3 separate regions of the Mus musculus genome follow, and all the other regions are linked to region 1. A link is a loop called in an ENCODE intact Hi-C map of the cell type or tissue named here. Cell type or tissue: gastrocnemius. All regions are shown on one strand. Region 1 holds the start of Hoxa5 (homeobox A5). Region 2 overlaps Skap2 (src family associated phosphoprotein 2). Region 3 overlaps Skap2 (src family associated phosphoprotein 2).

Region 1 (2,500 bases):
CCCATAAATTATCTCCCCTGACAAGCCCGATTCACGGCCCTTACTGCCATCCCTACCCCTGCATGCCCTACTCCGCTGGCCTGACCCTGAAGAGAGTTCCGAGGCACTGGGGTTCCAGACGGAATTTCTTCCTCTTTCAACATTTAAACTTACTCGGCCACCCCATTTTCCTCCCTCCCCTCTCCCCAGTATCTGTGAATGCAGATCGCTGCTGCAGTAATTGGGAGGAAGTAAAGAGAAAGGCAGGGAAAAGGGAGCCGCAGGGAGAGGCTCTGCGGGCTGGAGAGAGGCGAGACTAGGAGAGAGACGGGAGAGAGGCTGCAGAGAACAGAGAGTGACCAAGACCCGCGCCCCCACGGACGCGTGGATCAGAAAACGGCTGGCTTTACCGTGACTAATGTGCAGCTTGCGCATCCAGGGGTAGATCTGGGGCTGAGCGGGCGGCGCCGGGCTCGGCTCGCTCTGGGCGCCCGCCTGCTCGCTGCTGGCAGGGGCGTCCTCCTCGGCTGCGGACGCCGTGCCAACCCCCTCTCTGCTGCTGATGTGGGTGCTGCCGGCGTTGGCCGAGGCGCCGCTGGAGTTGCCCAGGGAGTTTTTCCCGCCGTGGTGGCTGTCGCTGCCGGGCGAGGGGGCCACCGCTGAGCAGGGCAGCGGGTCGGGCGGTGGCGAGTGCGTGGACGTGGCCGGCTGGCTGTACCTGGGCTCGGCGGGCGCCGCACTGGCCCCAGCCGCGTAGCTGCGGGCGCGCTCGCCGGAGCCAAAGTGGCCGGAACCCGAACGGCCGACGCTGAGATCCATGCCATTGTAGCCGTAGCCGTACCTGCCGGAGTGCATGCTCGCCGAGTCCCTGAATTGTTCGCTCACGGAACTATGATCTCCATAATTATGCAACTGGTAGTCCGGGCCATTTGGATAGCGACCGCAAAATGAGTTTACAAAATAAGAGCTCATTTGTTTTTTGATATGTGTGCTTGATTTGTGGCTCGCGGTCGTTTGTGCGTCTATAGCACCCTTGCACAATTTATGATGAATTATGGAAATGACTGGGACATGTACTCGGTTCCCTCCTACGTAGGCACCCAAATATGGGGTACGACTTCGAATCACGTGCTTTTGTTGTCCAGTCGTAAATCCTGCCTGATGACCTCTAGAGGTAAACTCGTGCACTAATGGGGGAGTTGGGTGGAGGCAAGAGGGGTGGCGCGCGCGCCCTGGGCGCGTCCCCGCCACCCGTTGCCGCCGTTCAGTCGGACTCGAGCGCCACCCGCTGGAGACTGGGCGCATCGCTTCGCTTCCGACCTCGGGCTTCAAGGGCCGGGGTCGAATTGAGGTTACAGCCCATTATGGCAAAATTATTGCATTTCCCTCGCAGTTCCATTAGGATGTACCAATTGTGAGGCCGTCAGCTGCCGATCGCACGCCCGGCGAGGATACAGAGGATTCGGGGGAGGTGGTGACTTAGAATTATTTACAACAACTTTATTTCCCCGGCTTTGTATCCCCTCTTATTTTTGTGTAGAGGTTGGGGTCGGTTTGCCAGCCCGGCCGGCAGCTGTGAATTTTGAAAACACAGATATCACCTTCGAGGAAGGGAAGACGATTTAGCCAATTGAAGAAATAAATCCTGCCCACAGCAGCAGCCACAATTACGGCTCTGTTTTTGTGAACGCATGAAGGACAGTGCCCCTGCCGCTCTTAAACCACAGGCGTCTATTAAAGACAGCTTTTGTGTAGTGTTTCTCCGAGGCGAGGTCAAATTCCATACACTCGTATAACCAGAATCATTTTTTTCCTCCGTGCAAATATGTTTTTCGTGCCATTAGTTTGCTATCTGATTTGTTTATTTATCCAGCCTGGAAGATCTTCATCCCTGGTCCGGTTCCTCTGATCAGCCCGGCCCCAGGTAGCAGGGTTCTTGGTGAACCCAGAGATTGGGCCCTGATACCCAAACGGCCTCCGAGGCTGCTTGGAAGCTGGGATCGGTGGGTAGAGCTATTGGGATCTCGCTTAGACCACTGGGAATAAATTGCGGGAACTAATGGAATCATTTCGTGGCTGTGTCTAGTATCACCGTAGTTATTTTCCTGGGCTCCGAAAGACGAAAGTAAATCACAAATGTAGCTGAGAAGAGAGCAGACTCTCTCTACTAGAGGCCTGGCATCTCAGGCGTCCCTGGCACGTTTGGAAGCCAGGACTCTTGCGGCTCTCATGGTCTTGGGCCCCCTCTTTGGGTCCTGAAAGCTGCGAGGTGGATTGCGTCCGAGCTGTATGAGGCTGAGAGTGGAAATCGGGAGCTGGGAGCCTGCGGGAGCCTAGTCGCTCCCAAGCTGTAAACCCAGGTTGGCTTGCCTCGGCTGAGGCTGCTACTCTCCCACTGACGGTTACGCGCCGATAGAGAGATTTGGTTCTGTCGGGGAAGGGGGGTGTTCCTCTTTGTTCCTCAGGCTTCTTGATTAGGGGCATCCTGAGAGGCCGGGACAGGGCTGGGGCCCAGCTCGTA
Region 2 (2,500 bases), 340 kb before region 1:
ACCTACCTGATTCCGTTTCTCTGGAGAAATAAGCCAACTAGGACTAAGCACTGACAGCCCCGCTGGGGGTGGGGTGGGTGACATCTCAGGGAGGCGCCTGTGGGGTCTTCAGCTCTTCTCATCTTCTTGAGCTTTCTGTCTTCTTGCCTGTCTTGGTTGTAGATGAAGTGGGTAACTTGGGCAAGCTCCTTCTCGCCTGTAATGCTTCTATTCCTCACTGAGACTATAATAATTCAACTTCATATTTAATATAAATCAGTAAGTTGAATTATTATACACTTGGGTCTTTGTAGAAGCCCTTAGTTACATACACACACATATTTGTTGTTGTTGCTGTTGTTATTGAGGCTATTACCTGCCCTGCTCCCCGCCCCCTTTTTTATTAGAAAAAGTTGCCGAGGTTCAATCATCCACGCATGTTCTAGAGGTTCCTATGAGAATGTAGCTTTTCAAAGCAGCCAGTGCTGGGCAAAGCCAGGGCTCTCCTTTTTTGACTGGAAGGAATTTCAGCTCCCTAGCTCTTCTGTTTTGAGTTTGGTTGCCAGGGAACTCAGGCTGGAGGTACAAGTTTGGCTACAGAAACCCCATCATCTTGGAAAGTCTCCACTGGTGTAGCTCTTCCATCCTTCGTCTTTATTTGGTTTTCTCTGATTATGTTGAGCCTTAATTTCTTCACTTGTAAAGTAAGGGCATGCACTAAAATTCTCCTAATTTCGTGATTCCATCATTGCCTTATGAAGCCAGAATTCTTTCCTAATTTTAACTATAATTTAGTAAATGTGTTTTAAATACTTGTCATTCTATGAGGTATTAGCTAAATACAAAAATACTTTAAGACAGGAAGTTCAGAATGAAAGTAGCAAGAAGGAGTAAAGCAGGAAAGGTGAGGGAGGAGAGGCACTGGGCAGGGAAAGGAGGAGTGACATGGAGGAGGGGGAAGAGCTGATCTTAACCCTGACCACTGAGGCACACACGGGCAAGCATATGAGTCTATGGTGGGGCTTTGTAGTTTTATGTAGAAAAAGCCAACAGGTAGGTGGAGCCTCCAGACAGAATGAAGAGAGTAATGCAGGGCCTGTGTGAAGAGATTAAAAGGAAAAATGTCTGTTTTCAGGGACAGCAGGTGTGGCTCACACCCAAGGCACAGGAGGGAAGCAGTGGGCAAACTGGGTAGAAAAGGACAGTTGGTTGGCTTCCTTGTGTCCCTCTGTCTGCCAATCGGGGCACAAGAGCTTATGGCTAACAGACAAAAGACCAAGCAAACACTTAAATACTTCTTGGCTGAAAAAAGTAAAGGTCTACTTTAGTTCCAACTTGGTGGAATCCTTTCTAAGATACTGCACGCTCATCTCTCTGCCTTTCCTCCTCCGCTCTGCAGGGGCAGCCTAGAGGACTGTTTATTAGCACTGTTTCTTAGGCTCCTTGTCTCTGCCACCAGCTCAGGATCCTGGAAGGGAAGCCACTCAAAGCTTCTCTGGGTCCAGCTCCAACTAGTTCTCTGCACAGAAAGGGTTTAACAAATAGCTGCTGATCAAAAATAAATAATTAAAATTAACTAATTAAAAAAATCAACCAACCATCTGTGTTACTTATAACTGGGCTGAGATACTTTAATGTTCTGATACAAAAAGTCAAAAAGGTAACCTTTTAACTGAGGTCCACACAGTGCCAGGACTGGAAAGGACTTAGGGTGGGTTCAGCATTGATTTCTAGAGAAGGCACTGATTAGCTGTGTCTGTGGGTAGTCTCTACAGAAACACTGTTGGGCATAGACTTCCTGTAAGGCTGAATCACACATATATGTTCCATGAAGTACCATGCAAAATAGGCACACAACAAGTGCTCATAACACCACAATGTTTGTGTTTGCTTTTGAACAATTTCTTTTCCCTTTCCAATAATTATGGAAGCCAAATAGAAGCACAACAACAACGAAGCAGAACACTTCCAAAGCCCCTGCCTTGCGCCTCCAACTGGACACAGCTTAGAGTTAGCTGGGAAGAAGAAACCTCGGGGAAGGGCTGCCCCCATCACCTGGCCTGGGAGCATGTCTGTGGGGCATTACGTGGATTGCTCATTATGTAAAGGGACCCAGGCCACTTCGAGAGGTACCGTCCTTGGCAGTAAGCTTTCTTCTGTGGTTTCTGCTTCAGTTTCTGCCCCAGCTTTCCTAAATGATGGACCTGGATGTGTACACTGAAAGAAAGCCTTTTCAATGCAAGATTCTTTTTCCTTCAGAGTGTGTAAACAAAGTAACAACAACAACAACAACAACAAAAAAGCAAAGGAAACAAAAGGGATCTGATCTTGCAAAGAACAAGAAATAGAAGATAGAAGCTTTCCCCTGAACCTCTTCTACTTAAAAAAAAAAAAAAGCTAACCATTCAACTATGAACACGTGTTACTTGTTAATTTATTAAACATCTATTTTATAAAGCTTAATTATGTGTATGTGTGTGGGGGTATATACGCATGTATGCAGGTTTCTACAGAAATCAGA
Region 3 (2,500 bases), 330 kb before region 1:
ATTTGTATCCAAAGTCTCTCAAAGTTGTCTCTAAAATACTTTTGCAGCTGTGAAATTGCTAATGCAGACTTTTGTTCGTCAGGTCTAGGACATTAGGCTCCCACAGTGGCGTTATCAGTTCATCCTTCTCCTGGCATAAGCACAATGGATGTGAAGTGCTCAAACTGCCATACACACCATTAACTGATTGATTATTTAGTGCTCGTCGCTCCGTAATACCACAGTAACTGGATAATGTATGCTTTGTCACTCACACAATGTGGCTCCTAAAACACAGCACACAGTTAAATACGCTGGATGCTTTTGTTACACAAGAGAACTGTTTCCTGTTTTTAATTTCGTGATAATTGAGTTCTGATGAGTTAAGGAAAAAAGACTGCAAGTTATATCAATAAGACACAAAATGCCCGTGTATTCACTAGCCAGGCGGAACACAGATGTGCTGACAGCTTCCATCGCTGCAATGTCAGCTTTGAATCCACGGGATAACGTGGACATGGATGCTGGATCAGGCTTGTCATCTCACTTTTAAACAAGAGGCGTCTTGGCAACCTCAATACAAACGGCCACATTAGTACAGTCAGCATAGTGTTGATCTCCACAAAGTATTAATTTATTAGGAGATTTAAATTCTCCTTAATGTCTTTAACATTTTTTAAAAAGGAGAATCTGAATAACATGGAATCTAAGTATTTGTGGGATGCACCGTTTCACTTAAATTTGTGAGAAAATAAACAAGGACTAGAAAATACAACCTAACAGAATCCTCTGTTAATTTTTATTTTTTAGGATGGAAAGAGAGGGACAATAGGAGCGGCATGATAGGATTGGGGGAGGGGAGGAGGAGGAGGAAGAAGGAGGGAGGAAGGGAGAGAGGGAGGGGGGAGAGGGAGGGAGGGAGAGGGAGAGAGAGAGAGAGAGAGAGACCGACCCTGTATTGGCCTCTCCACTGTAGTAGCACTTGGGCTCAGAGCACTAAAACCAGCAGGGGCATGTGCAAGCCCCAGAATCCAACCAGGAGCTAATAGTGCTTGTGGCCACCCCTATCACATCCTCCCCCAGCCCCCAGGCATATATTAAATACATTCTGTAAACAGACACTAGAGGGCACTCCAGCTGGCCAGATACCTCCAAGCATTGACCATTTCTTTCTTTCTTTTTTTTTTTTTTTAAAAATCACTTAATAATAAAGTGACTGATTTCCTTTAAAAACCACTTATTTAGACAAATAGAGATTTAGAATTGAAACATTCCTGTCAGATTAAATCAACTGCTAATTGGGTCAAATGTTGCACCCCATGTGGTCTCTCAGTGTCAGCTTGAAAGTCAAGGAGTTAGAGCAGACAGGATGACATCATCTCACACGTGAGGCCTGCCACACAGTTCTAGCCAAGTCAAAGAAGGTCTAAATAGCTAGTTTCCCCAGTAGCCCTTCCCCCACCCCCCAACTTGTTCCCCACGCTGCTCAGGCCTTAGGCTTGGTCCGAAGACGTGGAAGAAACAAACTTTGGCTGAAAAACTGAGGTCAAAGTTTTTGGTGGAGCTGTGGGATCCCAGGTCCCAGCTGTCCGGGCCCTCCTCTGGTTCAGACCTTCTCACAGTACTTTTCAATTAACATGTTTTTTGTTTGTTTTTTGTTTTGTTTTTTGTTTTTTTTTTTTTTAAGTAGGGGGAGGAAAGAAAGGACAAAAAACCCCAAGTATCCAGTGATTTTAAATACACATTCTTACCACTTTGGTTTCTCTTTCCCTGGATACACTTGGAGAGACTCCCATTAACACTAATGGGAGTTACAGGAGCAGCAAGGGGAGAGACCCCCACGGTGTACAAGATGCATCTCTCCCTAGATGTGCATCAGGGGCATTCCATTAAACCTCACTGCTGCAAGGAAGTCAGGGAAGAGCCAGGGATTCAGCAGAGCCGGGGAAAGACACATTTTCAACTGTGCCTCCTGTAATCTTGATGATGATGGAGTCCAAAAAATGACGGACGGTCGGTCCCATGGACAGTGAGCACCGCTGAGGAGCACTCTGTGTGCCATCTGTGCGTCTATGACTGGCGTTCTAAGTGAAGAGCGGGCATCTACAGTGAGGGGAAGGCCAGCAGTGTGTGTGCTAGCTGCCTCCCCGGAAAGCATGCCAGACAAAAAGAATCAGGAGTGATCTTATTTGTGGAAAGCAGGAAGCTCCTATAGCTTATCTCTAAAATGGAGTGGCTCTAAACACACATAGACAAAACTCATGTACAAAAACAGCTTTGAAAGCACAGAAGGCTCACAAACACTAGCAGTCTTTGCCTGTGCTCGGGGAGATAACCCACAGGACATGACTTTGCTTTGCTTTGTGGCACAGGGATAGCAGATGCAGAGCCTCGAGTAGGCTAGTCAGAATGCCTTCCTGCTGAGAACCATCCCTGGCCCCAAGAAAGGCAGGCATTCTGTAGACTATGGAACACTCACAAGCACAGATAATGTGGTTTCGCTGTCTTTACTCGGCATGTT

Evidence for each region. Hi-C counts contacts between places; a loop is a spot of excess contacts. Peaks named below come from ENCODE experiments on the same cell type or tissue, not always from the same donor. Only the 100,000 strongest peaks of a DNase experiment are listed, where the experiment ranks them.
Region 2: it touches region 1 in a loop (6-fold over the local background); 32 of 42 quality-filtered maps call a loop at or near these places.
Region 3: a loop joins it to region 1, with 9 times the contacts of the local background. A loop is called at or near these places in 33 of 42 quality-filtered maps.

Annotation. Positions count from the first base shown.
Region 1 is chr6:52,203,400-52,205,899 of GRCm38, forward strand. All of the region lies in intron 1 of Hoxa3 (homeobox A3), which reads right to left. Hoxa5 (homeobox A5) reads right to left here and starts at 1,188. Exons shown (of 2, transcript NM_010453.5): 1 at 390-1,188. The coding sequence starts at 951. Hoxa6 (homeobox A6) reads right to left here. Exons shown (of 2, transcript NM_010454.3): 2 at 1,459-2,500. All of the region lies in intron 1 of Hoxaas3 (Hoxa cluster antisense RNA 3), which reads left to right. In gastrocnemius, a CTCF peak has its summit at 1,273 (motif pointing left); DNase peaks (open chromatin) are centred at 523 and 1,253; H3K4me3 peaks cover 1,534 bases; H3K27ac peaks cover 1,770 bases.
Region 2 is chr6:51,865,639-51,868,138 of GRCm38, forward strand. The region is part of intron 11 of Skap2 (src family associated phosphoprotein 2); the gene reads right to left. Among named protein-coding and RNA genes, the nearest start is that of Skap2, 150 kb to the right of the region's middle. In gastrocnemius, no CTCF peak of the experiment used is centred here; a DNase peak (open chromatin) is centred at 1,172.
Region 3 is chr6:51,875,012-51,877,511 of GRCm38, forward strand. All of the region lies in intron 10 of Skap2 (src family associated phosphoprotein 2), which reads right to left. Among named protein-coding and RNA genes, the nearest start is that of Skap2, 140 kb to the right of the region's middle. In gastrocnemius, a CTCF peak has its summit at 1,104 (motif pointing right); DNase peaks (open chromatin) are centred at 1,034, 1,380, 2,025 and 2,364.